2 separate regions of the Homo sapiens genome follow, and region 1 is linked to region 2. Evidence: chromatin loops called from intact Hi-C (ENCODE). Cell type or tissue: endothelial cell of umbilical vein. All regions are shown on one strand. Links, peaks and the distances in the headings refer to the core of each region. The heading gives the core; the rest is flanking DNA. Region 1 overlaps ABCC4 (ATP binding cassette subfamily C member 4 (PEL blood group)). Region 2 overlaps ABCC4 (ATP binding cassette subfamily C member 4 (PEL blood group)).

The links. Peaks named below come from ENCODE experiments on the same cell type or tissue, not always from the same donor. Only the 100,000 strongest peaks of a DNase experiment are listed, where the experiment ranks them.
Region 1: a loop joins it to region 2, with 2.2 times the contacts of the local background. A loop is called at or near these places in 5 of 110 quality-filtered maps.

The regions. Positions count from the first base shown.
Region 1 is chr13:95,243,227-95,258,761 of GRCh38, reverse strand. ABCC4 (ATP binding cassette subfamily C member 4 (PEL blood group)) reads left to right here. Exons shown (of 31, transcript NM_005845.5): 2 at 11,009-11,119; 3 at 11,667-11,787. Among named protein-coding and RNA genes, the nearest start is that of SNORD13G, 41 kb to the right of the region's middle. RefSeq lists an enhancer at 13,710-13,789. In endothelial cell of umbilical vein, for the core only: no CTCF peak of the experiment used is centred there; no DNase peak of the experiment used is centred there; H3K27ac peaks cover 513 bases.
Region 2 is chr13:95,195,313-95,210,847 of GRCh38, reverse strand. ABCC4 (ATP binding cassette subfamily C member 4 (PEL blood group)) reads left to right here. Exons shown (of 31, transcript NM_005845.5): 5 at 67-156; 6 at 1,251-1,414; 7 at 2,923-3,048; 8 at 4,067-4,316. SNORD13G (small nucleolar RNA, C/D box 13G) reads right to left here and starts at 504; the gene lies at 400-504. RefSeq lists enhancers at 261-1,460, 6,425-6,925. In endothelial cell of umbilical vein, for the core only: no CTCF peak of the experiment used is centred there; DNase peaks (open chromatin) are centred at 6,257 and 8,497; H3K27ac peaks cover 2,319 bases.

The sequences.
Region 1 (15,535 bases), core at 4,368-9,367, 50 kb before region 2:
GGCGCTTAAAGAGGGTTGCTGGGCCCCAGATGTGGGTGTTCTCTGCTGCTGCTCTTCAGCCTGGGTGGAGAGTCACTCACTCGTTCACCCCGCAGTTTTGAGTGGCTCGCCTGGTCCCTGGCCCAGTGAACACCATAAAAAAATCCTGCCCTCAGAGAGCTTTTGTTCTAGAGGGGAAAGTGACAAAGTAATTAAGTGCATTTTTTTGTATCTACACAAATAGATTGTAGTAAATGGGTAAAGAAAGTGAGAATGAGGATATAAATGATCGACAATGAGGGTATGTTTGGTTTTTTGTACACAAGGGTAGGACTTTCTGGGGATTGAGACCTGCAGGAGAGAAGATCTAATCATGGGAGAAGATGGGGAAAAGCATTTGCTCGCACGCAAGGGGACAAACGGGAATGTGGGAGACTGTCAGAAACACATCAGGCCAGGGTGGCTGGAACACTGAACGAAGGGGACCCAGTCAAGCACAGCACCCCACCATGAGTTTCATTGTTTTTCTACTGCAGGAGAGCAGCATGGCATGATATTTTTAAGAATCCACTCTGGCTTTTCTATTGAAAGATCACAGGGAAACCAAGGGTGAAGGTGGGTAGGCCAGCTAGCAGGCTGTTGGGGTCCTGAAAATTCATGGTGCCTTGGGCCACAGTGATGGAGGCAAAGGTGTAGAGAGAAAGGGTTCTTGTTGGGACAAATGGGATCTGGTTCTTGTTGGGACAAATGCACCTGGAAAGGCATGTTGGCGCTCCTGCAGGCATGTGTGGGCTCACATAAGTGAGGCTTATGTGTGGGGCATGGCTGTGCGCTGAGTTACGTGACACATGTCTTAAATTAAAGACACTCATATTTATTTCCCAGGGACAGATAAACTTTGAGCAATCTGGGAAAGCATCAAGATAACTGACTAAATTCTATCAGTTGTTTAGCCTTGAGAAGTGTGAATTACATGTTCACATGCATGTAATTCAGCTTCCAGAGCAATTCTTTGACCCCAGTGAAGCACAGTTGACCCTTGAACAACAAGGGTTTGAACTGCAAGAGTCCACTTATGTGCAGATTTTCTTTTTTTTTCTTTTTCTTTCTTTTTTTTTTTGAGATGAAGTCTCACTCTGTTGCCCAGGCAGGAGTGCAATGGCATGATCTTGGCTCACTGCAACCTCTGCCTCCTGGGTTCAAGCGATTGTCCTGTCTCAGCCTCCTGAGTAGCTGGGATGTGCACCGCCATGTCCGGCTAATTTTTCTGTATTTTTATAGAGACAGGGTTTCACCATTGTTGGCCAGGCTGGTCTTGAACTCCTGACCCCAAGTGATCCACCCGCCTCGGCCTCCCAAAGTGCTGGGATTACAGGCGTGTGCTGCGCCCGGCCTACGTGCAGATTTTCTTCAGCCTCTTCCACCTCTGAGACAGCAAGGCCAATCCCTCATCTTCCTCTTCCTCTTCAGCCTATTCAATGTGAAGATGATGAGGATGAAAACCTTTGATGATCCACTTCCATGTGTATCTTCTCCTCAATGATTTTCCACAATGATTGTCTTAATGGCGGTTTCCTTTCTCTAGCTTACTTTATTGTGAGAATGTAGTATATAATACATAGAGCATACAAAATATGTGTTCATCAACTTTATGTTACTGGTAAGGCTTCCAGCCAACAGTAGGCTATTACTAGTTAAGGTTTTGGGGAGTCAAAAATTAATATGTGGTTTTTTGGTTGCACAGGGGGTTGGCACCCCAATCCCTGCATTGTTCAAGGATCAATTGTATATTATTCTCTGTGCTTCTTGGTGCGCAAACTTAAATGAGTAGCTTCAGATGCTCGCTTTGTTAAGGAGTCTTATTCCTTAGTCTGGCAAGTGCTTATTTGAGCTTGGAAGCAAGAGAGAACTATGTCATCTCTTATGAGAGATGAAGTTTAATCGTTTGGAAGAAAGCGCTTGATTTGAACAGGCACTAATTAATGTCCAGATTTTTTTTTTGATTTTTCTTTTTTCTTTTTTTTTGAGACAGGGTCTCACTCTGTCACCCAGGCTGGAGGGCAATGAGACGATCACGTCTCACTGCAGCCTTGACTTCCCAGGCTCAGGTGATTCTCCCACCTCAGTCTCCTGAGTAGCTGGGACTACAGGTGCCTGCCACCACACCTGGCCAGTTTTTTGTATGTTTTTGTCGAGACAGGGTTTTGCCATGTTGTCCAGGCTGGTGTCAAACTACTGGGCTCAAGCAATCTTCCTGCCTCAGACTCCCAAGGTGTTGGGATTACAGGCGTGAGCCACAGTCCCCGGCCAATGGCCTGATTTTCAGAGGATAGTCAACATCATACACTGATGGGCTCAGAAGGATCTTGGCAACAATGAGCCCTGCATCTAGCAGGTGGCCACACGGGCCTTGCTGACTATATAGTATGGCATCTCTGGCTAGTCGTCAGATCCTTCACTTGCTAGTTGCAATGAACAATGCTTTCATCTCCTTATGAGTCAGCCGCATAACTTGGGCTGCAGAAATAATTAATATCCTACTCACTTAGCCGGGCATGATGGCATGCACCTCCAGTCTCAGCTATGCGAGAGGGTTGCTTGAGCCCAGGAGTTTCAATGAGCTATGATTATGCCGCTGCACCCCAGCCTGAGTGACAAAGTGAGAACCTGTCTCTTAAAAAAAAATCTTACTCACATTTCTTCATTTTATTCTGTTACTAAATTGTGTACAAATATGCCAAGTGCATCTTTTTTTAAGGAAGAAGACTAAGATGGCTAATCATGCACAATGGCTGTAGATGCTTGGTACTGGTTGTCGTGTGGGAAAGTGCTGGGAAGATGGGATTATAAAGTGAGGGCCCTGTGAAGAAGTGAAAGGCATGGATTAGCTGGTGGGAGAACAGGGAGACAAGAAGGCTGTGGATGAACCAGAGAAGGCTTTGAAGCTCCGTAGTAGGAAATCTCTGAGGTGCCTATGGCATGGAAGGACCCATGTTGAACCCAGAGTGCAGGTGTGGAGGGGGGTTGGGGGACCCGGAAGAGAGGTGGACAGGGTCCACATTGCCTGTTGCTTAGGTTGACATAGAAACAACAGGTAGTAGAGTGAAGCGGGAAGGGATGAGAAAATGGGCTTTGAGCGTGTTTTAGGAAGGGAGGAACGTTAGAGGAAAAATAACAGAAGATCACAGCTTTACAGGTGCCACCTGAGTTTAATTTACTTGGTCATGGGCCGAGATAAGCTGGGTTGGGACCATGTTGAGAACACCTGTGGTGTGGGTGCTCTACCCTCACGCGAGATCCATTCCAGCGATGCCTGTGTCTGGTGATCGTTGAACTTTAGTGTCTGGTGATCGTTGAACTTTAGGGCATGGAGAATGGCTATTTTGGACTACAGAGAATGGGAGGAGATTGAAGAAATCAGGTGTGTCGGGCTCCCCTTGGAGCCAGGCCATGGGAAACTTTGTAAGGACAGAGGCCCTGGTGAACTTTGGAAGGATTTTGTTTTCTTTTAGGCATTCAGGTTTTGGGGTCTGAGCAGAATTGCTGGAGTGTTACACGAGAAGTGTGCTGGCGGTGGGCTACACCATTCCTTCCTCCCCAGCACTCAGTCACTTACCTACGAGAAAATGCACATTTGCACTGGTGTGTGTCCTTGCACCCTCTTTCTGAAACCCATTTGCAGAATCCAGGCCTTTAGGAAACTTTTGCTATTGCAGACTTACTTATATCTGTAAATTATTTAATATTTATATTTGTAACTGAGAAGTTGATATCATGGACTCGTAATGGATTTTGGAGTTTAAATATGTTAAAATAGGTAATTTTTACAGGATGTGTTCATTCACGTGACAAATCTGGGTGACTTCTATGTGCCCAGCATGTTGTAGGTGTGGGTGGCTTAGCAGCAAACAACACAGAAAAACCCCATCCTTGTGGAGCCTAGATGCCTCCAGGGGAAAACATGATTTCAAAAAAGTGAAATATAATAGCCCTTCTAATGTTGACAGGTGCTGAGTAGAAAATTTAAGCTTGGGCAGGGGCAGAGGGTGAGCCTTATAGGGTCAATGTGACTGTTTCTGGATATACTTTGCATGTTGAAGTAATAGGACTTGGATGGCTTAGATGTGTCCTATCAAAGAGTGACAAAGAAGGGATGGGCTGCAGAGTCACCTGAAGGTTTTCTTTTCTTTGGAAAATCTGGGCAAGGGGAAAGATGTGACGGCTGATAACTGAGAGGGAGAAGCCTGGGAGGAGCAGGATTTTTTTGTGGGATGAAAAGGTGTTCTGTTTGGACATTATTTAGTTTGATATGCTTATCAGACACCCAAGAGGAGGAGGTGTTGAATCAGCAGTTGGTTATGAGTCAGGGGTATTGTATGTGCCCTTAGGCACTAGCAATGTTTTTTGTGTTTTTTTTTAAGCAAAATTATGACCATCATTTCAGAAAACTATTTTATATATATAAAGAGGTTGAAAGCTTATTAAGACTAGATTTAGAAAAAACATATAATACTCTGAGAAATTCTGTGTGTAGTGTCAGGTAGAAAGTAAAGTGTTACCAGTTCTGTTTATAAAACCCCCTTTAGGCCAGGCGCAGTGGCTCATGCCTATAATCCCAACACTTTGGGAGGCCAAGGTGGGGGGATTACTTGAGGCCAGGAGTTTGAGACCAGCCTGGGCAATATAATGAGACTCTATCTTTACAAAAATATACTTAAAAAAATAGCCGGGCATGGTAGCACGTGCCTTGTTATCCCAGCTACTTGGGAGGTTGAGGTGAGAGGACCGCTTGGGCCTGGGAGGTTGAGGCTGTAGTGAGGTATGATTGCGCCACTGCACTCCAGCCTGGGTAAGAGAGTGAGACCCTGTCTCAAAAAAAAGAGAAAAATCCACTTTATACAAAAATTTGCATGAGAGTATTGCCCACATTTGAAGGAACACTTAACCTTCCATGTATTATGTTTATATGGAGACTTGTCTCTGAAGATGGATTTTGGAGTTTATATTAAATTTGTTTTTGTTTCTGTGTTGTTTTTTTTTTGATGGGGTCTCGCTCTGTCGCCCAGGCTGGAGTGCAGTGTGCAGTCTCGGCTCACTGCAACCTCTGCCTCCTGGGTTTAAGCGATTCTCCTACCTCAGCCTCCCGAGTAGCTGGGATTACGGGTGTCCTCCACCACGCCCGGCTAATTTTTGTATTTTTAGTAGAGGCGGGGTTTCATCATGCTGGCCAGGCTGGTCTCGAACTCCTGACCTCAAGTAATCCACCTGTCTCGGCCTCCCAAAGTGCTGGGATTACAGGCATGAGCCATCATGCCAGGCCAAATTTGGGGATTTTTGGAGGATGTGCTCATTCATGTGACAAATCTAGGTGCCTTCTATGTGCCCAGCATGTTGTTGGCTTAGCAGCAAACAACACAGAAAAACCCAGATGCTCTGGGGGGAAAACATGATTTTTAAAAAAAGTGAAATGCAATAGCCTTTCAAATGGCGACAGATGCTACAGAGAAAATTTAAGCGTAGGTAAAGGCAGAGGGTGAGCCCCATGGGAGGGTCAGTGTGCAAAATGGAAACTCAGCATCATTTCTTCAATGGAGCTGTTTTGGAGAAAGCCCGGGGCAGTCATGGTTGGCCGTGCACTAACCTTTCTATCGTGGAGGCGTGGGGAGGGGAGAGGCATTCTCAGGTGTTTTCCTTAGAAACACAGGAAGGTGAGGAAGAACAGTGGAAACTGAATGAGGAATAAAAGGCATTCAGATTTAAAGATACCAAGATTAGAAGTTCAGAGTCTAGGGTGGTCACCAGACAGCAGATACTGTTTAAAATAAGTGTTGAATTCCTGGCACCAGAATTCTAGTCCTTTACTATTTTGTGGCTTCCAAATAGAGAAAGTTCATGGAAGGAAACATAAAGGTCATCTAGTTAAAGTCCTGTGTATCTATTTCACTCTCTTTATAGATGTACAGTAGTCCCCCCAGTCCGAGGAGGCAGGGGAACTACCCTCATTGAAGACCCTCACCTCAGTGGCTGCCTAAAGCCGTGGATAGTGCTGAACCCTACTGATTTTTTTTCCTACTTACACATATCTTTGTTGGTTTGTTTGTTTTGTTTTTGAGACAGTCTCGCTCTGTCACCTAGGCTGGAGTGCAAAGGTGCGATCTCAGCTCACTGCAACTTCTGCCTCCCAGTTTCAAGCAATTCTCCTGCCTCAGCCTCCCAAATAGCTGGGATCACAGGTGCCTGCCACCACGCCTGGGTAATTTTTGTATTTTAGTAGAGATGGGTTTTCACCATGCTGGCCAGTCTGGTTTTGAACTGCTGACCTCAGGCAATCCACCTGCCTCGGCCTCCCAAAGTGCTAGGATTACAGGTGTGAGCCACCACACCTGGCCCTACTTACACATATCTATGGTAAAGTTTAATATTATAAATTGAGCACAGTAAGAGATTAACAATGATAATAAAATAGAATAATTACAACAATATACTCTTCACCATTTCGTTGATAGAAGGTTCACTCTTAAACCAGATCTCAGCAACCTCAGCATACAATTTTTTTTTCCTTTTCTTATTGGCTTGAGAACCTTAACCTTTTCACATAAAGGAAGGCCTTTGTGGCTTCTCCTTGGCATATCCAAATGGCTAGCATCCTTGTACTTGCTCTTTGGGGGCCATTATTAAGTAAAATAAGGGTGACTTGAACACCAGTATTGTGATGCCATGACAATAGATCTGAGCGCCCAGGGTGGCTACTAAATGACTAAAGGTGGGTGACGTCTGTAGCATGGAAATGCTGGACAGAGGGAGGATTCCCATCCTGGGTGGGTTTGTGGGAGATTTCATCATGCTACTCAGAATAGTATGCAATTTAAGCCATAGGAATTATTTCTGGAATTTCCCATTTAATCTTTTCAGTCAACTGTGGGTAACTCAACCTGTGGAAAGCGAAACTGTGGATATGGGGGGATGACTGTATAGCATCGAGAGACACAAGTGAACTCCTTCAGTAGCCTGCCACAGGGGATTTCATTCAACCTGCCCTTAGCCTTCCTTGTTCTCTAAACTCTCAGCTTAGCTCACAGCTTTGCTGTCTGCAGGTCTGAGCACAAACCTGCCTTCTCGCTTACCTCCTGGATCCCGTGATTCCAGGCCTAAGTTCAGGAGGTATACAGCAGAGAGGACCTTCCCTCCCTAGTCTCTTCTTTTAGTATTGTTTATTTCTAATAAAGTTGGGGGAAACTTTTCTTCTTTGATAGACTATAATTTTAGGGTTATGCAAATGCATAATCCATTGAAAAAGGTTTTATTAGGCTTGGCTTCTGAAGAATATAAAATTTTGAACTTGTCCATTAAAGAGAGAACAATCTTGATTCAATGAGTATCAAGTAATGAAATAATTATTTTAGTTCCATCATGGCCAGTTGTTACAGAAAGGTCAGGAAAGAGGAGGAGAAGAGAAATAGAAAGGGCCTTTAAGGAGGCAGAGAGGGCTAAAAGAGAGCTGAAAGGGGACAAAAGGAGAGAGGGAAAGAGAAAGTGAGGGGATTTACCAAAGATAAGTTAGCTTTTATTTCCTCCTTTACTTGTGGCTATGGGGAACATGAAGCTCATAGAAACTGAAGACTCAGGTCAGGGTCACAGAGACAGGGAGCTGGGACCTGTGTTTTCCCTCTTATACCACATTAAGAAACCACTATTGGCCAAGCTTGGTGGCTCATGCCTGTAATCCCAGAATTTTGGGAGGCCAAAGTGGGAGGATCACTTGAGCCCAGGAGTTCGATACCAGCCTGGGCAACATAGAGAGACCTGGTCTCTATCAAAAATAAAAATATTAGCCAGGCACAGTGGCATGTGCCTGTACTCCTAGCTACTTGGGAGGTAGAGGTGGGAGGATTGCTTGAATTCAGAAGTTTGAGACTGCTGAGCTCTGATCGGATCTGAGTGAGCTCTGATCGCTCCACTGTACTCCATCCAGCCTGGGCAACAGAGTGAGACTCCATCTCAAAAAAAAAAAAAAAAAAAAAAAAAGAAACCAGTATTCAGAACTTCTCAAATCCTTGGGGGAAAAAACAACAAAAACTAAATGCCACCACCACCAACAATAAATAACAAAACTCTCTACTAACCCTTGTCTAAGACTCCTGCTTGCTGGAAATGATGCTGGGGGTTGTGATCCTGGGGTGGAGAATGTCTCTGTATTGCTGAAGCTGATGGCTTCCTGTGTTGGGCATTGAGCACGACTATGCTATATTGAGTTTGTATTGAATTTTACCCTAGATCATTGCTCAAGGTACTCTACCCATCTGTCTTATTCAATAATACAATCATTCATTCTTTCCATAACTGTTTATTGAGTATCTATCACATACCAGGCATAATGGGGATTCCAAATAATATGGCAGTAGTCATTGCCCTGAAAGCATTGTACTCCTAGTAGGACAGTTAGGAGGGAAGCGATGCTGCTGTACTAAGTATTGTGGGAGATAAGGGGGAGAAGAGACTAAGTCTGAGGAGAGAAGGGCTACTGGGGCAGAACTGGGTGGAGGAATGGCTCATTTGGCAGTGGTCTGGAATTGTTGACTAGACCCCCTCAGGGACACATTGGTATTAAGGAGCCAACTGACTTAGATTTCCATGTATAAAGTCCTTACATAGATGGTCAAAGATAATTTAGTCTCTTGTCAAAGTTGACTTTTGTCATCAGGCAAAAGCCTTTAGCTCTTGCTGGTACCCACATCTTTTCAGCCCAGCTTTTTGAGATCTGGGCAATGAGAGAGAGTAGGAGGGTCCTTGTTAAGTCCTTACTGATTTGTGTCATCCTCTAATAGAAGCTTTGGGTCTCTTCTGATTGCAGATACTTTAACTCAACAGTGGCATCCCTCCTTGTTAATATTTCTAAATGTTATGCAGTTAACTGTTCAGCCTGTGGAACAGAGTTACCATTCTCACTTTCCTTAATTTTTTAACTTCCTGGAGCCAGTTTTATTCCCTGATTAAAAAAACCTCTTTAGTCCAAAAAGACACCAGTGAATTTTACTTAGAAGTCCTTGCTGAAATATACTGTATGAGGTTCTGCTGGAAGGGAGGTCTCGGGCATGCAGAGGTCATCTCAGGCATGTCTGGGAAACCCACCTAAGTTGAAGCTGGACTGGTTAGGTTACAGTCTTCTGGACACATTTTGGAGGAGGTGAGGAGAAAGAGGTGAGTTGATGAGTTCTTCTTGCCATTGGGTTAATTAGAATTGCTAGTTTGGATCAGCAGGAGGTTTCCGGAATCCTGAACATAACTTGGATACCCCTGCAGTGTGTGCTCCAATCTTACGGGGCATTGAAAGCCCACCATTTCACTGCAGGCAGAAGCCACCAGGCAGTGGGTTCCCCATGGGAAGGGCTTCCTAGATTAGACAATCCCCATGTTAAAATAAAACATGCCTATTAAAGGTGACACATGGCCAGATAAGACAGCCAAGATGAAAGAAGTTTGTGTAATTGAGTAATTGCATCTATCAAAGTTATTAGAGGTTTCCTTATAGGGCACAAATATGTTTCTTCTTCTTTTTTTTTTTTTTAGACAAAGCCTTGCTGTTCTGCTCAGGCTGGTGTGCAGTGGCGATCACAGCTCACTGCAGCCTTGACCTCCTGAGCTCAGTCCATCCTCCCACCTCAGCCTCTGGAATAGCTGGGATCACAGGCTTACACCAGTACATCTGGCTAAATTTTAATTATTATTTATATTTTTTATTGTTTTGAGATAGTCTCACTCTGTTGCCCAGACTGGAGTGCAGTGGCATCGATCTCAGCTCACTGCAACCTCTGCCTCCCAGGCTCAAGTGATTCTTGTGCCGCAGCTTCCCGAGTAGCTGGGATTACAGGCATGTGTCATCACACCTCGCTAATTTTTATATTTTCTTACTAGAGATGGGGTTTTGCCGGGCTGGTCTCGAGCTTCTGGCCTCAAGTGATCCGCCTACCTCAGCCACCTAAAGTGCTGGGGTTACAGGCATGAGCCACTGCCCAGCCTTTTTCTTTATAAGTTTTTAGTAGAAGTGGGCATCTCACTATGTTGTGTAGGCTGGTCTCAAACTCCTGGGCTCAAGCCATTCTCCCTCCTCAGCCTCCCAAAGCTCTGGAGTTACAGGTGTGAGCCACTATGCCTGGTGCATGTTAATTATTATCATTTAATGATTAATGATGTTAATTATTATCATTTAATGATTAATAATGTTAATATCATTTAAGTGATTCCTAATGGATGACCATTTTGATTTTTCTTTTTTTTTAGTAAAAAGAATCTCAAAATATTTGAATAAGTTCTTTCTGTCCTCTGCAAGATTACTATTTTGTCCTTTCGTAACTAATAAATAATTTGTACCTAGATAATTTTGGATTATGTAAATGTCCCATCAAACCTTCACTGACTGGTTTTAGCTCCCATTGAAAATGTTTTCTAACCTCATCATTCTTTATCTGAGAGTTTTTCCTTCTTACCCCATTTATGTCTCAGTAAGGATTCGTGGATTCTTTTGTTATTCAGTGGGTTAGAATTCATTGCTGTCATGATTTATTTGGATGCTTCCATTATCACAGACTTGTCTAGTGGGACCCCGTCAAGCTGGGTCCTCTGTTCTTTGGGCCCATCCTCTTGATTCCTTGAATGTTTCCTTATCGTATGGTATCTCATGGGCCATCTTTTTCTGCCCCAGCCTTTGAATCAGCTATTTCTTCAGGAAGCTCTGGTTCCTTTTAGATAATAATGGTTTTGGAAACCAAGATCTGGGCACCAGCATGCTCTCAGCTACTGGTGTGTCATTGCTTCTGGGGCCTGTCTGTGGATAGAGCTAGGGACTGTGTGTGTGTGTGTGTGTGTGCACATGTTAACTTTTCTCTCTCTAGCTCTATATATTCATATCTGTCTGTCTATATATAGCTGTATGTATTTTAAAGGTAAGTTTAAGCAAAACCCATGGAGGTAGGAGTCTACTTAAACACGGATGTGTAATTCTGGATATATGTCTCTTTTCTCTTGTTAACAGGTGGCTCAATCCCTTGTTTAAAATTGGCCATAAACGGAGATTAGAGGAAGATGATATGTATTCAGTGCTGCCAGAAGACCGCTCACAGCACCTTGGAGAGGAGTTGCAAGGGTAAGTCGGAGGCAGTAAAGTGGGCATTAAGGAAGCGTGGGTGTCTGTGTGTGGGGAGTGGGTTTTGCCTTCCTGGGTCCTGTCTGGAGCCTCCGTTTACCCTTAAGGTGAATATGTGTCACCTTCCTCAGGCTGCCCCTAGGCTCAGCCTACCATGGTGGCCTGGGGGAAACTCCTGTTGCCTGTGCCTCCGTAGAGGTCAGGGGAGCCAGCACCAAAGGCCCGAGATGCCTGAGGTCTGTCCCTCTAGGTGGAAGTGTTGTGGTTGGAGGAGGTTGTCTGGCTTATCTGTGCTACTGATGGGGCTTCAATCCAGTAAAGCTTGGCAGTAACTTGTTTCCCCAGACTTCCCCTCAAGGCCTGTTTTTCTGATGCTCCAGATTCTGTACCACACATAACCTTCAGGAGCCCTGGGAGCAATTAGTAGCATTTATGAAATCGTCACAAAATGCCCTGTCTTAAATGCATACCTGTCACTCTGCCATCTCCCCTGTTTTATATTGTGGCAGGGTTCACTCTTATTTACGAAGCTTTTTCCTCATTGTAGGTTCTGGGATAAAGAAGTTTTAAGAGCTGAGAATGACGCACAGAAGCCTTCTTTAACAAGAGCAATCATAAAGTGTTACTGGAAATCTTATTTAGTTTTGGGAATTTTTACGTTAATTGAGGTAAAAGCTTTTACATACCATGAATTGTTTTTCAGGACACATAGAGTAAATGTGCTCGCCATTGACTGGTGCTGTAATGGATGGGGGAACAGAAGGGAGAAGTGGCCAGATGGGGTTTGAAGGTATTTTAAGGTCTAAGGATTAAACATGTCTAGGAAGTATTAGGTAGTTAGTTCAGTGAGCGTATTTATCCAGGTGAATACTTAAGTGACTGAAGTTCAAGGTCATTATTGTTTTTCTTGTAACCAATTAAAATGCAGTGTCATGGAAGAAGAGTATTTTATTCTATGGTAGGACAATGTTGGTGCTCGGTAAATGTTTTAAATGCTAAGAGTCACTCCTGGTCAAAAGAGGATCCTACAGCCTTGAGGAGTGCGTGCCCTGTGGTTTAGAGGAAGTGATTTTGGATCGGAGCCCAGAATAATGTAAGACATTTTACAGGTGCTCAACAAATAATTGTTCACCAAGCCAAATCTGATAATTGCTCTTCTGGAGAGGTATTGTCACCTCTCCCCTCTCGGGGAAACAGAGCTGAGGGCCTTGCACCTGGGCTGGCGGTGGTGCCCCAGAGGCTGGAGCTGGCTGAAGCACCCAAGAGCTACCCCCTCCCAGTGGGCCCAGGTGCTGGGAGCCAAAATCCCCTCTGGGAAGAAGGTCCGAGGACTGTGCACCCAAGGGGATTCATCACACCCATCCGGTGTGTCTTCCTTGTTGTCGGAGTGGATTGCTGGTTGGAAGGTAGAGTCTTGGTGCCTGGCCCTGCAGAGAATGTATAAATGGACATTCCATGAAAAATCAAAGACAGCCAGAAGGGCAATAACCTCTGTTACCCCGAAGGGCCTCTCTTGAGATCTGCAGAAAGACAGTGTTCTGCCTAGGCACACTGCCAGGTAGCTTGTCCGTTCTGGTCTTTGGCCTGCTAGAGGAGATGCAGAGGGTCCTGCTGGGTGACTTGTGTCCTCTGTGCTACCTTAGGGATGTCAGTGGTCCATTAAAGTTAGAGGGGTGGATGTTGCTGTTGTTACAAAAGGGTGGCTTTAAATGCAGGATGGGGAGTTGTCACGGTGCATTTTGTTGGGAATGAGGTGGGTGGGGGGAGGGGGTTGGTTTGTATGTGGGGGGGTTTGCTCCTGTTGAACATGCTTTTTGTTGTGGAGGGCACGGTGGGCAGTGGGAGGCAGGTAGGTGAGCTCTGCCCTACACCAGAGGAATCTGTCAGACAACAGGGGACTGGACGGTCCTGGGAGATGAATGGTCTCATTGGTGACAAAGGTGTTTTGGCCAGGGTGCCAGATGGTGAATGCCACCTTTGAGAGGGTACCCGCCCTGCCTGCATGCTACTGTGGCTTTGTGGCAGATGGGGTGGACATGCAGAATAACCGGTGGAACTGACTTGAGGGTGGAAGAGGGCTAGGAGCCCCTCAGGTTCTCCCAGCCCCTCTTCAACCTGTGCTGGGGTGTCCCAGCGATAGTGTTTCCACATGGCCCCGATCAGTTTCAGTTGGAAAGAAATAGAATGACAAGTCGGTGTCAATGTGGCCAGTGTGTGCAGGATTTCCTGGCCCAGTTTGGCTGTGCAACCTCAGAGAAGTTGTCTGGTAGCCATGGAGCCTCTGTAAGTGTCTAAGGCTCATGCCAGGTGTCTGGTTAGGTGTAGTGGGAATCAATGGCCTCACATAGGTTTCGAGGCATGCCTCCCTCAGCTACTTCCATTTCTCTAGTTTCCCTTTGTCACCAGCTGCTTATGAAATTGAAAACAGGATGATTTAGAAGGAACTGAGCTTGTCATGCTCAGGGCTGTCCATGCTGTCATGGGCTGCCAGCCACTTGGGGTGGGGTCTCTAACCCACAGATGGTGACTGGACTACAGTGAGATTTGGGTAAGCTTTTGGGAGAAGCAGGCACAGAAGTAGAGGCTGTAGAAGCGTGAATTTCTCCTGAGACTTGAGGACAGGCCCCACTCTGGTGCAAGGAGCATGGTAATCTTTACTGCTGGTGGGCATGTGGGAAGGGGCCCGGATCGAGGGGAGCTTTAATATGGGTACAGTTGGTGGAGAGCTGGTCTTTTAGCGGGGTGGTTATTGGGCAGTCATGGCAGAAAAGTAGGGAGTGGAGGACCTGGCAAATATGGGGGCTCATGCTCAGTACTGCTTAGCAGCAGCAGTGCTAGTAGAAGCAGCAGCAGGATTAGTAGTGGTTGGTACTCAGTAGTAGTAGTAGCAGCAGCAGTGATAGTAGCAATAGTTGTAATAATACTGACAGTGAGTACTTGAAAAATACTATGTACCAGGAACTGCTATGATTTCTTTCTTTCTTTCTTTCTTTCTTTCTTTCTTTCTTTCTTTCTTTCTTTCTTTCTTTCTTTCTTTCTTTCTTTCATGTTATTTTATTTTATTTTGTTTTTTGAGATAGGGTCTCACTCTGTTGCCAGGCTGGAGTGCAGTGGTGCTATCTTGGCTCACTGCAGCTTTGGCCTACTGGGCTCAAGCAGTCCTCCCAAGTAGCTAGGACCACAGGTGCACGCCACCATGCCTGGTTAATTTTTGTATTTTTGTTTCACTATGTTGCCCAGGTTGGTCTTGAACTCCTGGGCTCAAATGATCCTCCCACCTTGGCCTCTCAAAGTGCTGGGATTATAGGCAGGAATCACCATGCTCAGTCAGAAGGCATTCTTTTAACCCTACTTTTGGGAAGAGGACACTGGGTGCCATGTAGTTATATAATGTGCCTAGGGCCACACAAAGTGTAAATGACAGAGCCCAGATTCAGTCTCAGGAGCGCTGACTTAGGGACCTAACCATCTCCAGACTGTCGTAAAGGTGTCTTGAGAACTCTGTCTTCAGAGTATCCAGCACATGCTTCTTGAACTTGGCCTAGGGATAAGTCAGATGCTAAGAGCTCCCTGGAACAGTGGGGCATGGCTGTGGGAAATCAGATTGGGGATTATAAATTACCCTAGGTTCCTAGGTGTCCTGGTGCCGGAAAGTCAGGTGACATGCTAGAGAGTGGCTGGGGTGCTGGGCAGGTCAGAGCACCAAGGTACATTCAGGTTGACCACGAACTCTTTTTTTTTTTTTATGTTTTCGTCTGAGGTGGGGTCTCACTCTGTCACTCAGGCTGGAGTGCAGTGGTGTGATCTCAGCTCACTGCAACCTCCATCTCCCTGGGCTCAAGCAATCCTCCCACCTCAGCCTCCTGAGTAGCTGTGACTATAGGCATGCACCATGCCTGGCTTATTTTTTGTATTTTTAGTAGAGATGAGGTTTTACCATGTTGTCCGGGCCGGTCTAGAACTCCTGAGCTCAAGCCATCGGCCCACCTCGCCCTCCCAAATTAATGGGATTACAGGTGTGAGCCACTGTGCCTGGCTGACCAAGAACCCTTTAGAAACCTGTCTCCCACTGAGTACCATCCTCCACATGTGTGAGGCGTGCAGCCCTGCTGACCCAAGTTCATCAACATCCACGCTGTTAAGACACCATTCCCAGTTGTCTCCTCCTCGGATGGACGAGGGGGAAGCTTGTGGTCTTGCATGGTCACGACATTGACTGATGGTCTGGGCGGATGTCAAGTTCCCTGTTTTTACTTATCAAAGGCTCTGGGTTTCTTGCATAGCAATGATATCTCTGCAGTTTCAGAAGCCTTTGGCCTGAATCGTGAAGTGGGTGTGCAGTTTGCTTGGCAAGGATGAAGACCCCAGATGAGTCACTAGTATGGGGACAGCTCTTCTGTCCTGGTATCTGAACCC
Region 2 (15,535 bases), core at 6,172-11,171:
TGTGTCCTAAGCCTGACTTAGTATCACTGCATGAATACAATTCTCTACTTACCTCTTTTATTTCAGGCACTTCGTCTTAGTAACATGGCCATGGGGAAGACAACCACAGGCCAGATAGTCAATCTGCTGTCCAATGATGTGAACAAGTTTGATCAGGTAAGCTGCAGCTCAGGGATCCTTTTTCATTGCATTAAACACCCCTCTTTCCCCTTTTATTCTTTCTGGAGGCAGGGGCTCACTCTGTTCACACTGGATTGCAGTGGCAGGATCATAGCTCGCTGAAGGCTTGAACTCCTGGGCTCAAGTGATGTGCGATCCTCCTGTCTCAGCCTCCTGATTAGCTGTGACTACAGGTGTGCATCACCGTGAACAGCTAATTTCTTTTTTTTTGAATTTTCATGTCAGATGGGCTATTGTGGAAACATCATAACAAAATTCAAGGGTGGCACATCTCACACAAGTGCGTGAACACCCGATTATCATGCTCATGAACTACAAAAGGATTGCTGGCTAATTTCTTTTTTTATTATTTGTAGAGAAGGGATCACGCCTTGTTGCGCAGGCTGGTCTCAAGATTCTGGCCTCAAGCGATTCTCGCTACCTTGGCCTCCCAAAGTGCTGGGATTACAGGTGTGAACACCATACCCGCCCAGTATCCATTGTTTAATACTTACCTTGTAGCGGTATCATTTTTCCAGGGCATTCTAGCTGCTGGCCATATTCATTTTGCACTAGGACCACTTCTTTTTTCCAATTATTCATTCATCAGAATGAACTAAAGCCTCCGCTCAGTGTCAGGGACAATGAATAAGACTTGGTTTCTGTTCTGAAGAAGCTCACTGCCTGTCTGGGAGACAAACACACAAGTAAATTACTGGAGTATGTGGTGGGCACTGTAGTACAGGTTTTCTTGGGGTACTGGGGAGCCCCAGGGCATATGGGAGCTGAATTCTGTGGCAGAGAGTTCTGGAAAATGCTCAGCTCATCAGTGAAGATAGTCACGATCAAGACATTCTTCTAATGCCGCTGGTCGGATTCTCTTGCGAGTCTCCCAGACCCACTCTTTGTTTCCCCAGAATGGCTTCACCTGTGGTGGGTGCTTGGCTTTCTGCTTTAGCAGGTGTAAACCCACTGTGGCCATTTCTGTTTAGGATCTTGCCTGTTCTTTTCCAGTGGATCGTTTCTGTACTGTGTTCTTACTGGTTTTGCTTTTCTGGAGTCCTAAGAACGCTCTGTCTTTTTCTTTAAAGGTGACAGTGTTCTTACACTTCCTGTGGGCAGGACCACTGCAGGCGATTGCAGTGACTGCCCTACTCTGGATGGAGATAGGAATATCGTGCCTTGCTGGGATGGCAGTTCTAATCATTCTCCTGCCCTTGCAAAGCTGTTTTGGGAAGTTGTTCTCATCACTGAGGTAAGAGAAATACTGCTGTGAAAAATGTCATATGTATTTGGTAACATCCACAGTCTTCCCAATGCTTTTGTTCAGAAACAAACTAAATGCCTTTTATTATCTCTTCCTTGCATATGTTGCAGCTCTTCAGGCTCAGCCAAGGGGGCCTCTGTCCTTATGCTGAAGGCAAATCTTCAAGGGAGAAAGGTGAAGGCATTCACTGGCTCCTCCCAGCCAGCTTTTCAGGCGCTGTGGCCTCAATAAGTAGAGTGTCCTTAAGCAGAAATCACATATGTAGAAGTTAGTTAAACATATAATGAATAATGATAAATTGAAATGTTTCATAGGCTCCATTCTAGCTGCATACATCTTTACCGTGCTTGTGTTAGAGCTGTTTTCACGTGTATATATGTGTGTTATTTTTAATTCAGTATTTCCATTAAATTGTAAGCTCCCCAAAGGCAAGGTGAATTTTAATGATGTAGTTATAAAATCACACAGTCCTAGTAGCATATGTGTTAGGAATATGGTTGTTAGCTGGTCGTGGTGGCTGAAGCCTGTAATCCCAACACTTTGGGAGGCCAAGGCAGGTGGATCACTTGAGGCCAGGAGTTTGAGACCTGCCTGGCCAACATGACAAAACTCCGTCTCTACTAAATTTAAAAAATTAGCTGGGCATGGTGGTACACGCCTGTAATCCCAGCTACTTGGGAGGCTCAGGCACGAGAATCACTTGAATCCAGGAGGCAGAGGTTGCAGTGAGCCGATATTATGCCACTGCACTCCAGCCTGGGTGACAGAGTGAGACTCTGTCTCAAAAAAAAAAAAAAAAAAAAAAAAAAAAAAGAAATACAGCTTTTGATCAAGAGATTAATGATGATAAAATAAATTAGACTTGAAGCAGGTTCCAACGAATTGGAAATGGTTCATTGTCAAGGTTGTCAGCTGGATCGAGATGAGCCACTGTTGGAAGTGCATTGAGTTCTTTGTTTTATGCTTTTGCTTATGGTGTATTTTCTACTTGGACCTTCCCCTCTTTGCCATCTGGAGAAATAGTCCTTGTCCTTTGAGGCCCCGTTCAAATGCTCCTGGTCCTCTGAAGCTTTTTTTTTTTTTTTTGCTCTCCTCTTTCCCGGTGGAGTTAACAAACAGCCCTTTCTTTTCTGCTCCCCAGCACTTCATTCCCATTTTAGCACTCTCTGACCACTGTGTTATCGTCAGGCTCGGGTGCCTTTCTGCCTTTCCTGCCCACCTGTGAGCTCCTCGAGGGGACAGATGACATCTGACTCATTTTCATGTCTTCCTCAGCAGATATTACAAATTCTCCAAAATACTTGTTGAGTTGGTATAGATTGTTGACTTCCTAATCGAAGTCTTTTTCTATTTGTATTTTGAGTAGGACCTGTCTGTGTTGTCGGAAGCAAAAGCGCTGTAGGGAACCATGTGATGCAGGTCCCTGCCTGTGCCTGCCGCTGATAAGGGCAGGCTGTGATCGCTCAGGCTCATCTCCCGTGTCTGGTTCCCCTTAGGAGTAAAACTGCAACTTTCACGGATGCCAGGATCAGGACCATGAATGAAGTTATAACTGGTATAAGGATAATAAAAATGTACGCCTGGGAAAAGTCATTTTCAAATCTTATTACCAATTTGAGAAAGTAAGTTTTTGTATACATTGTACCATATTTTTGTATTTTTCTATTTGCTATTCTTGTTGATGGTTTTAGAAGTTTTACTATGTTTTCACATTATGGGAAGTTCAGTACAATCCATCCCAGTCCCCACGCTTGGCAGTTGGGTTAAGTAGAATGGTAGAGAACGTTATTTTCACTTGGTCTTCCATTTACCATGTTCTTAAACAGAAAGCATGTATGCTTCTTACTAATACAAAAGTGAAATTCCAAATGTTTCTGAATATCCCAAATCCCAACAATGAGTCTAAGATGTTAGTATTTGAGAATAATGGTGTTTAAAATAAAACTATAATTTATATTAATGTAGCCAAATGGACAAGTTATAGAGACTGGGCATATCTATATTGGACCAAACTATATGAATCAGTATTTTTCATTCCAAACAGGCATGGAAATACTGTTAGTTGTGCTTTGTTTTATTAGAAATTTTGGAGGGGGCTGGGCGCAGTGGCTCATGCCTGTAATCCAAGAACTTTGGGAGGCTGAGGCGGGTGGATCACCTGAGGTCAGGAGTTTGAGACCAGCCTGGCCAACATGGTGAAACCCTGTCTCTACTAAAAATACAAACATTTGCTGGGCGTGGTGGCACATGCCTGTAATCCTAGCTACTTGAGAGGCTGAGGCAGGAGAATCGCTTGAACCAGGAGGCGGAGGTTGCAGTGAGCTGAGATCGCACCATTGCCTGGGCGACAAGAGTGAAACTCTGTCTCAAAAAACAAAATATGTATTTTTTTTTTGGCTTTTGGATTAAATATTTGATTAGTTGTTGCATTCCAGCACATGATACTTCTTATGATTTCTTGGGTAGTTCCTGGCCACCTCTCACCTTTGCACTTTTTTGTTGTTGTTGCCCAGGATGGTCTCAAACTCCTGGGTTCAAACAATTCATCCACCTCAGCTCCCAAAGTGCTGAGATTGCAGGCGTGAGCCACTTTATCTGGTTGACATCACTGCTTTTTTAAAAACCTGTACTCTCTTTCAGGAAGGAGATTTCCAAGATTCTGAGAAGTTCCTGCCTCAGAGGGATGAATTTGGCTTCATTTTTCAGTGCAAGCAAAATCATCGTGTTTGTGACCTTCACCACCTACGTGCTCCTCGGCAGTGTGATCACAGCCAGCCGCGTGTTCGTGGCAGTGACGCTGTATGGGGCTGTGCGGCTGACGGTTACCCTCTTCTTCCCCTCAGCCATTGAGAGGGTGTCAGAGGCAATCGTCAGCATCCGAAGAATCCAGGTTGGTGTCAGATGCCATTTTAAAGTTGTAGGTGCATTTGAAGTAGAATGATGTCTCCTTTTATTTAGCATCACTATGTTCCAGTGTAATGACATTTAACTCTCTCATAACCAAAACGTGCCGCCATTCCAGAATGTTGTGTGTACTTCCCTATCTTAGATAGAGCGCGGTAAAGACAATGCAAGCATTGTGATTCATTTGTTGGCAGCAACATAAACAGCAGTGGCACAGGGCTTTTGATGTACAGGTGGTAACTGCAGGGGTGATTAAAATGTCTAAGCTGTCTAAAAGCAGGAAAAGCAAATAGATTTCATCTCTTATGTTAACACCAATGAGAAAGTAGTGAGTATGAGTTGAGTATGATTCTTCTGTGGGCTGGAAGGAAAGAGCTTGCTGGGGGTCTCTGCTTCTTGGTCAGGAAGAATGGCCTCAACTTCACTTAGCTATCCCTGTTTGAAAATAAGTTCTTTCCTCTGTAGATGTTTTCCTTGTTAATTTCTGTGCATGCCTTTAGGACCTCTGCCATTTCTTTCCTGTCCGCTTTTCACTTTTTTCTTACTGTTGATGAACCTATCTCTGCCAGACTTCTTTATTTCCAATTGGTTGATTTCTACTGCCTTGCTCCATTTGTACGACTGTAACAAGGACCACTCTCTGCTTCCCAGATGGACCTCTGTGTCCTCCCATCGTGGAGGAAACAGAAGGACAAAATGGGCCTGGTTAGTTCTCTCCAGCCTTCTGTAAGGACACTAATCCCCTTCAGGAGGGCTCTGCCGTAGCGACCTGATCACCTCTTAGAGGCCCCACCTCTTAACACTGATGCTGGGGTGAACTTCCAACCTGTGAATTTAGAACAGGCATGCCCATTCAAACCATAGCATCCACTTTACACACCATCACCTTTTCCTAAGTCGCTGTCACTCAATTGCCAGGGGCAAATAATTTATATCACCAAGGTAAGGTCCTGGCACATAATGTATGCTCAAGTATTTGTGTGTTTATGAATAAGTTGAAAATTAAAATAAATTGGCTTTGTGAGAGGGCTTGGCAAGAACTTGACTGTCTAAGCTTTTCAAAAATCTGCTTTGTTTTATTCCTGGTTCTTAATAGAGATGGATGCCCAAGGACAGACTCGAGTGAACTTAGCTGACACTGGCTGTGATTATTTTTTTATTTTTATTTTTTTGGTAGGGGAGAGAATGGGGTGGGTGTTGTCATAAAAGCTAAGATTCTTTTTTATGATGAAGTTTGTTTTTTAAAGATGAGATCTTGCTGTGTTACCCAGGCTGGAGCATAGTGGCTATTCATAGGCAGACTCCCACTACTGATTAGCAAGTTTGTATTTCATAAAAAATATTACCTATAAAACAGACCATACAGGGTCATTTCTTATCCCCATTCTTTCTGACAACAGCTTCAGGTAACACTGTGAAGGGATGGTCCATGCAGGTCAGTAACACTTTTTTCATGTAGCTTTTGCATCTTGAAAGAAAGAACTTAGGAGTATACTTTGACCAGAGTATCTTTCTGAGTGTGCAGGACACCTTTTTCAGACGGAAGGGCCACATGTGTATTGTGCTGCTGTAATTCTCTGACTGCTGTTGCTGCCCCTCACCGTGATTGCAGGTGTTGGTGTGTGTACCGTGGACCAGGGCTCTTGGAAGCCTGTACATGTTATTTCATGTTATCCTCACAATTGAAGGAGATAAGCATTAGTGTCCCCACTTTACAGAGAATGAAACTGGCTCCTGTAATAGGTTAAGGAGTTTGCCTATCTTAGAACTAGGAATCTGTTCAGAACCATGATTTCTTAACCATGGTATGTTGCCTGTTGTATTAATCTGTTTTTATATTGCTATAAAGAACTTCCTGAGACTGGGCAATTTATATTGGAAAGAGGTTTAATTGACTCACAGTTCAGCATAGTTGGGGAGACCTCAGGAAACTCACAGTCATGGCGGAAGGGGAAGCAGGCACTTTCTTCACAGGGTGGCAGGAAGGAGAAGTGCAAGCAGGGAAAATGCCAGACGCGTATAAAACCATCAGATCTCATGAGAACTCACTATCACTAGAACAGCACAGGGGAAACTGCCCCCATGATCCGATTACCTCCACCTGGTCCCACCCTTGACACGTGAGGATTATGGCGATTACAGTTCAAGCTGAGATTCGGGTGGGGACACAGAGCCAAACTGTATCACCTATGTTGCTGCCTTAGTATCCTCTGGTGTGGGATATTTCCTTCAGTATTCTTTTACTCATCTAGTTGTATTCCAAAAACCTTGAAAGGTTCTCTGTTTCTTGTGGAGTCCTATTTTTGAACCCTAGGTGTAGGGCTTACCTGTGTGTGTTTCCCAGCACATGACTCGTCTCTGTTCCCACTTTGGGGTCTTTTGCTCTGTGTGGCTGGGGTGTCCTCCCTTCTGTCCTTGATTTAAGCAAATGCTACTAAGCCCTCCGGCCAGGTCTCAGGAGCCTGGTGGTACTTTTGTTCCTGCCGAGCAAGGCCAGTACGGTGCAGCTCAGCATTGATGGACACATAATGGGCACCAAATGCTGGATGGACAGAAGCAGCAACCTTAGCAAAAGTCTGGGGCCCAATACAGACCCAAGGTGGCCCAGCCTGCACTAGAAGCTAGAGGAAGGCCGAGCGAGGAAGCAGACTCGAGTTGAATATTCCCAGAACACCAGGCCTTGTTCAAGGGGGGTGTGAGGGTCCTTAACTCTGGGGAGCTGGATTTTTTTCAGAGTGGACTGGATCGGAGTCTCTGCCTCGTTATGTGTGTCCCTCTGTGCATCTCAAACCCTCTTGGACTTGGTGGACCTGCTCTTGTAAGAGAGGGGCCATGTCTGACATTAAATATAGACCCTCCTGGCCAGGCGCGGTGGCTTACAGCTATAATCGCAGCACTTTGGGAGGCCGAGGTGAGCGGATCACTTGAGGTCAGGAGTTAGAGACCAGCTTGGCCAACATGGTGAAATCCCGTCTCTACTAAAAATATAAAAATTAGTCAGGCATGGTGGTACATGCCTGTAATCCCAGCTCCTGAGCTACACGCCTGTAATCCCAGCTCCTCAGGAGGCTCAGGCTTGCTTGAACCCAAAAAGTGGAGGTTGCAGTGAGCCGAGATTACGCCACTGCACTGTAGTCTGGGTGACAGAGTGAGGCTCTGTCTCCAAAAAAAAAAAAAAAAAGAGCCTCCTGACTGGCTTCCAGGCTGTGAAACAAATGGACTTTCCTTGGGCCATGTGGAGAAATAGAAACAGTCTTACTTGGTTAATAAAATTAGTCTGTCTTCCTGGCCATTATGAGATAAATGAAGATTAAGATCAAGACCATGGGGCTTTATATGAACAGGTAATAGCTGGTGAGTACCCACTAGGTAACAAGGAGGGGCCCAAGTGCCTTATGAATACTCACTCCTTTTACTTGTGTAACTCCCCTATCATTCCCACATTACAGATAAAGAAACTGAAGCCTGAGGAGGGTGAATAGCACCTCCACGTTTTAACAGTTAATAAAAGGCTGATCCGGGGCTTTAGCCCAGGCCGTCAATCTGTCTCAGAAGTGCGGCCAGGCGCGATGGCTCACGTCTGTAATCCCAGCACTTTTGGAGGCCTAGGTGGACGGATCACTTGAGGTCAGGAGTTCTAGACCAGCCTGGCCAGCATGGTGAAACCCCGCCTCTGCAAAAAATAAAACAACAACAACAAAATCAGCTGGGCATGGTGGCACGCACCTGTAATCCCAGCTACTCTGGAGGCCAAGGCACGAGAATTGCTTGAACCCGGGAGGTGGAGGTTGCAGTGAGCTGAGATTGCACCACTGCACTCCAGCCTGGGTGACAGAGGAGACTCCATCTCAAAAAAAAAAAAAAAAAAAAAAAGTGCACATTCTTATCCCCACATGCACAGCATAACCTGAATGCAGATCTCACTTCCATGCGGCAGCCATAAAAAATAATTGGGCAAAGAGCAGCCCCAACAGGTGGTATGGCGGGGTGGGACGCAGACCTTGGGTTCTCACCAACTCTCTGGGCCTTGGTTTTATTGTCTTTAAATAAGGGGATTGGACTTAGTGTCTGGAGGTCATTTCCTATTTTGTCTCACTTATTTAGAAAACCGTCTGTATTAGTCAGAGTTCTCCAGAGAAGCAGAACTGATAGGGCCCACGTGTATGTACATGCAGAGAGAGATTGGTAGATTGATTGATAAAATTGTCTCACGCAACTTGGAGGTGACGTAAGTCTGCAATCTGCAGGGCAGCTGGCAGGCCAGAGACCCTGGGAAGAGCTGATGATGCAGCTTGAGTCTGAGGAGGACAGTCTTGAGGCAGAATTCCCTTTTCTTTGTAGGTCTTTTTTCTCTTAAATGCCTTCAACTGATTGGATGAGCCCCGCTGACATTATGTAGGATTTTAAAGTCTACAGATTTAAATGCTAATCTCAACTGAAAAACACTTTCCCATTGATACCCAGACATGTTTGACCACATATCTGGGGACTGTGGCCTAGCCAAGCTGACACATAAAATTCACCATCACAGTCTTTTTTTTCTTTTGAGATGAGTCTCACTCTGTCGGCTAGGCTGGAGTGCAGTGGCACGATCTCAGCTCACTGCAACCTCTACTTCCCGGGTTCAAGCAATTCTCCTGCCTCAGCCTCCTGAGTAGTTGGGATTACAGGCGTGAGCCACCATGTCCAGCTAATTTTTGTATTTTTAGTAGAGGCAAGGTTTCACCACGTTGGCCAGGCAGGTCTCGAATTCCTGACCTCAAGTGATCCACCCGCCTTGGCATCCCAAAGTGCTGGGATTACAGGTATAAGCCACCGCACCCGGCCCATCACACACTCTTTAATCCTCATCTCTTCTTTTGGGCTCTCCATACGTGACTTTGTCCTCATTTTCCCCTTATTATTGAAGCCATTTGTTTATAGATTTCTTTCCCTTCCTAAACTCTAAACTTACAAAAGGCAGACACAGTGCCTCATTCATCTTTATATTACGTATAGATTGCAGGTGCTCAGAAGATGTGTAAGTGAAGTCAACCTCCAGCTTCATTACATCTATGAGATTTGGAAAATGCCTAACAACTGAGCATTATTTTAGTGGGAAGTGATGACTGTCGTTCTCTGCTGAATTATGTCACACATCAGAGAGTGTGGCATGAAAGGGATCCTGCAGACGATTTTCAGGGAATTGTGGTCCAATATGCAGCTAGGGAAGAAATCCTTAGGATTTTTTATTTTTTTCCCACCAAAATGCAACTCACCTGTGTCTAAGGCTTGAAATTCCTGTTCCTGTAGATAGATGTATGCATGTAGTAAAATAAAATGACCGGCTGGGAATTTTACATTTTCCAGTGGCTAACTTTGGCAAGGTGCTCTGTGTCCAGATAAAGGATGCATCTTTGACTTGGGCAGGAAACCTTAATTTCCCCTCATGTACATAGTTTCTGGTGGGAGGGTGGGCCTAGAGTTCAGCAGTAGTGATTTTCAGTAAAGGAGAAACAAATGGCCAGGCATGACTGGTAAGAAAGCGTTGGCGCTCGTATGGTAAACTCCTTCATGGTGGTGTTGAAGTCATTGTTGGAGGTTTTGTTTTGTTTTGTTTATTTGTTTGTTTTTTCTTCCTTTAGAACTTTGTGTTTTTTCAACCTGGATGGTTCCTGTAACCCATTTAAAATTTTGTCCCCAAGTTCATCAGAATTACCTGATGCACTGATTAAAACTAAATTATTACACCTTGGAGATTCTGCTTCATCAGGCATTGGCTGGGTCCCAATATCTTTTGTTTTGTTTTGTTTTGTTTTGAGACGGCGTCTCGCTCTGTCACCAAGCTGGAGTGCAGTGGCGTGATCTCAGCTCACTGCAACCTCTGCCTCCCAGGTTCAAGTGATTCTCCTGCCTCAGCCTTTGGAGTAGCTGGGACTACAGGCATGCACCACCACACCCGGCTAACTTTTGTATTTTTAGTAGAGACTGGGTTTCACCACGTTGGCCAGGATAGTCTCAGTCTCTTGACCTCGTGATCCACCCGCGTCGGCCTCCCAAAGTGTTGGGATTACAGCGTGAGCCATTGCGCTCAGCCCAATCAATATCTTTAGAAAGTGTCCTCGTGTCCCTGAAAATATGCTGTCTTTGGGAAACCTTGCCCTAGTTGTGTGATAAAAAAACGCATGAGGTCAAAATATGTGTAGCAAATAGAAACGACGTCAGGATAACTTAAGACTAAAATCATTTGAGAGGAAGCACGCAGACACCTGTTTTGGTCTATGCTAGGCTTTTGGGGGTTAAGTTTGGAATTTATTCATTCACTTAGTCATTGACTCTACAATGTAATTGAGCACCTAGCTTAAGCTGGCACTGTGATAAATGCTTAGATACAATGGTAAGCCAATGCACAGAAGTCCTTCCTGCTGGGAACTTCCTCCTGGGAATCATCAAGTGGGGGTTAATAAATAACCACGTAATTAAAATCAGTGCTCATGTGTCATTGTCTTTGGAAGGCAATATCTGAGATGCCATGAGGTGCTTTGGTAGAGATGCCCATGCCATTGTGGAGGTGTAGTGCTTCCTGCGAAGGCTCAAGAAATAGCCTGCAGCATTGTGTGCGTGGTAGTGGAGAGAGATGGGGAAGGGTTTGGGAAGGGAGGTGGCTTGGGGCAGCCAGGAGGCTGATGCCCTGCATTTCCCTGGGGGTAATTATGTGAGAAAGCTCTTAATGTTCAAGAAAATCCACATATTTTCAATTCACCCTGGCTGCAGCCTGGGGAATGCATTGGGGGCCCAGAGTAGAGGCAGGGAGATACGTCAGGAGGCTGATGCAGCAAGCAGTCCCGGAAGATGATGATGGGATTTGGACTCAGACCAAGTAGACAGCCTTGGATAGATTTGAAAGCCATTGAGAGCATGTCCTGATTTGGGTGTGGGGCAAGAGGAGGGATTAGTCAGAAGGAGGGATCAGGGCTACTTTCGTCCTTATGGCTGCAAAATCACCTGGGTTCACTGAAATATGGAATACTAGAAGACCAGATTTGGGGATGAATTTGGCTTTGAAGACTGGGATGCTTTAGAACTGTGCAGATGTTTGCTACAAGACCCACTGATGGGGTCTGCCTGGTTCCGCCTCCTTTCCTATTTCTCTAAAAATGGAGGTTGTAAATGATGAGTGTAATGAATTGATCCAATGTTCACTTTCTTCCTTGCCTCTCGTGGATGTGTTAATGAACAATGAGAAGGTGAAAAATGGCATCAGGAGAGGAGGAATAGTTCTGCCCAATATACTGATCGGAACTAAGTGAGTCTTGACCATAGATAGACCAGAGCTTGGCAGACACATAGAGTTTAGAAAACATTGTGTTGTTAAATTTTTAAAAAATATTTTTATATTTCTATTTTAATTTTTTTATTATACTTTTTCTGGGACACATGTGCAGAACATGAAGGTTTGTTACATAGGTATACATGTGCCATGGTGGTTTGCTGCACCCATCAACCCATCATCTAGGTTTTAAGCCCCACATGCATTCAGTATTTGTCCTAATGCTCTCCTTCCCCTTGCCCCTCACCCTCTGACAGGCCCTGGTGTGTGATGTTCCCCTTCCTGTGTCCATGTGTTCTCATTGTTCAACTCTCACTTATGAGTGAGAACATGCAGGGTTTGGTTTTCTGTTCCTGTGTTAGTTTGCTGAGAATGATGGTTTCCAGCTTCATCCATGTCCCTGTAAAGGACATGAACTCATCCTTTTTTATGGCTGCATAGTATTCCACAGTGTATATATGACACATTTTCTTTATCCAGTCTGTCATTGATGGGCATTTGGGTTGGTTCCAAGTCTTTGCTGTTGTAAATAGTGCTGCAGTAAACATACGTGTGCATGTGTCTTTATAGTCGAATGATTTATAATCCTTTGGGTATATACCCAGTAATGGGATTGCTGGGTCCAATGGTATTTCTGGTTCTAGTTCCTTGAGGAATTGCCACGTTGTCTTTCACAGTGGTTGAACTAATTTACACTCCCACCAACAATGTAAAAGTGTTCCTATTTCTCCACATCCTCTCCAGCATCTGTTGTTTCCTGACTTTTTAATGATCACCATTCTAACTGGTGTGAGATGGTATCTCATTGTGGTTTTGATTTGCATTTCTTTAATGACCAGTGATAATGAGCTTTTTTTCATATGTTTGTTGGCTGCATACATGTCTTCTTTTGAGAAGTGTCTGTTCATATCCTTCGCTCACTTTTTGATGGGGTTGTTTTTTTTCTTGTAAATTTGTTTAAGTTCCTTGTAGATTCTGGATGTTAGCCCTCTGTCACATGGATAGATTGCAAAAATTTTCTTCCATTCTGTAGGTTGCCTGTTCACTCTGATGAGAGTTTCTTTTGCTGTGGAGAAGCTCTTTAGTTTAATTAGATCCCATTTGTCAATTTTGGCTTTTGTTGCCATTGTTTTTGGTGTTTTAGTCGTGAAGTCTTTGCCATGCCTATGTCCTGAATGGTATTACCTAGGCTTTCTTCTAGGGTTTTTATGGTTTGAGGTTTTATATTTAAGTCTTTAATCTATTGTCTTTCTTACTCATACTTTTCAATTTCCTTTTTTCCATGTACAGAAAATGAAGGTTTTATTGCGAAGTTTTTAGGTCTAAGAAGTTCCGTCTGTTTTTCTTTTATTAAGGAAAGGATTGATGGTCTTGGCATTAAGCAAGTCCAATAGGATTTTAAGAGATCTTATCTTAACAGCAAAGCACTGAAAGTCTTCAATGACTTCCACATCCAGTAAAATGTGTCTCTGAGGTTTTATTGTTCACAAAGCTGCTTCAGTTTTTGCCAACCGTCCACTCTGAAGTCAATCTCTTTGACTTCAGTTCTGCCGTCTGATACTTCCCCAAGTGAACTTTCTGGGGATGCACCTCATTGCTGTATTGGCAATGTCATTTCAGCTTTTTCACCCTCCTGAGTGACTAGAGAAAGTCCAGCTAGCCCCTCCAGCATCTTTACAAGCCGTTCATGTGTTGAGTGGAGTCTCATTTAACCACTAAACTATTATCATGTCTGTCTCCACTCAGATCTGTTGTTTATTGACCAGTGCTCAATAGGTTTACTGTGTGCATAGTTTTTTATTTTGAAGGTGGGGAACTTCTGTTCTGACCTGCACATACAGAATACTGAATTTGATGTCTTGGTCGTACACTTCAGCTAAAATCAGAATTTTATTCTGTCTAGACAAGGTTAAGAAGATGTATATATAACCTTTTGCTTGTTGCTGTGCTAACTGACATAGCTGATTGTTTGAATAATTTAAGCCGATCATACAGTCTGTTTATGACTGTAGCATGTATCTGTGAAGAGCTGACCCCGTGTGCAGTGCAGTGTTCATGCAGGTGAGTGTGTTTGTAAGTGCAGGATGGGGGACACATCTCTGCCCTGTACATAACTCAGTTTCGGTCCCAGCTGCAGCCACCCTGAGCTGGTTCCCAGCAGGATTAGTCTTTGAGGTGGGCCCTCAAAGACAGGGTGGGATTAATACTCAGGGAATCAAGGCAAAGGCTACTTTGGGAGTGTGACTGTCAGTGCTGCTGGGTCATGGAAGAGTTTGAAGCATGGTGGTTATTATCAGAGGTGTTTTCAGAAGATCCTTAGGGAGTGGTGTTTGGGAACGGTTTGGTTGTGATGGGGGATGCTGGAGAAGGGACCAGTGAAAACATTGTATCAGTATCACAAATGATTGCCGGTCAGTAAACTTGTGAAATTGGGTCTGGTCTTTTTTCTTTCTTTCCTTCCTTCCCTCCCTCCCTTCTTCCTTCCTTCCTTCCTTCCTTCCTTCCTTCCTTCCTTCCTTCCTTCCTTCCTTCCTTCCTTCCTTCCTTCCTTCCTTCCTTCCTTCCTTCCTTCCTTCCTTCCTTCCTTCCTTCCTTCCTTCCTTCCTTCCTTCCTTCCTTCCTTCCTCCTTTCCTCCTTTCCTCCTTTCCTTTTATTTTTTTTGACAGGGTCTTGCACTATTGCCCAGGCTGGAGTGCAATGAGGGAGGAGCCCTCATGGCCTAAATACCTCTCAATACCATCACATTGGCCATTAAGTTTCACCACCTGGATTTTGGAGGGGAAGTTGTCCAGGCAGCTTCCAAGGCCTGGAGACTGTATAGGAAGTTTCCTGGACGTTGTCACTTTCTGTTGGGCTGAACTTAAAGTCATGTGGCTACATCTAACTGTGTTGGGGGCTGGAGAGAGTGGTCCTTGTTCAAGGCTGCTGTGCGTTGGCTAAAAATGCACAGAAAATTAGAGCAGGTTTTGAGGAGAGCTGACAGTTTTTGCCACATCTACAAAATTTTGGATGGGGTGGGGGTGATCTAGGTTGTTTATTCTGTTTCTAAGCCACTGTAGCTTCTCTCACTGAATTATGCCTACCATTTGAGGAGCAAAAGGGAGTTTTCCCATATATCATTATGTTAGGTTTGTTATGGTTAACAGGACTTTGTTTTATTCAGTTAAATTGCATTGTGTAGTTGCTAACTAGTGTGGAAAATAGCAATAAGCGAGAGATTGGTCCGTTCTGCTGTCTAGGAGGGGACATTGACTAAGGAAAAAAGATAAGTGTAGGTGTAGCATGGTGGCTTATGCCTGTAAACCCAGCATTTTGGGAGGCCGAGGTGGGTAGATTGCTTGAGGCCAGCAGTTCGAGACCAGCCTGGCTAACATGGTGAAACCCTGTCTCCAGTGTAAATACAAAAATTAGCCAGGCATGGTGGCAGACACCTGTAATCCCAGCTACTTGGGAGGCTGAGGCTGGAGAATCACTTGAACCGGAGAGGCGGAGGCTGCAGCGAACCGAGATCGTGCCATGCTTTCCAGCCTGGGTGACAGAGTGAGACTCTGTCTCAAAATAATAATAATAACAATAATAATAGGTGATTGTGAAAAGAAGCTTATAAAATATGTTTTAAGAGATAGAAACCTTTTTTCTTATTTTGGTAAAGAACACTGACTTAAGTGATAGTGAATTAAGTTGTATGTCAATTTGACGTGCACGAGGGAGGAGAAGGCCAGTTGAATCTAAGTGACTGGCCAGAGCCAGGGCTGCCTTCAGAGGCTCTGCCCTGTGTTTCCTGCCTACCCTTCTGGGCTCACTTGCTTCCTGAAGGCTGGGAATGGCCTTGACTTTCATGTTGCCAGCATCTAGCGCGGGGCTTGGCACATGATGAGGATTCATGAAATATTCA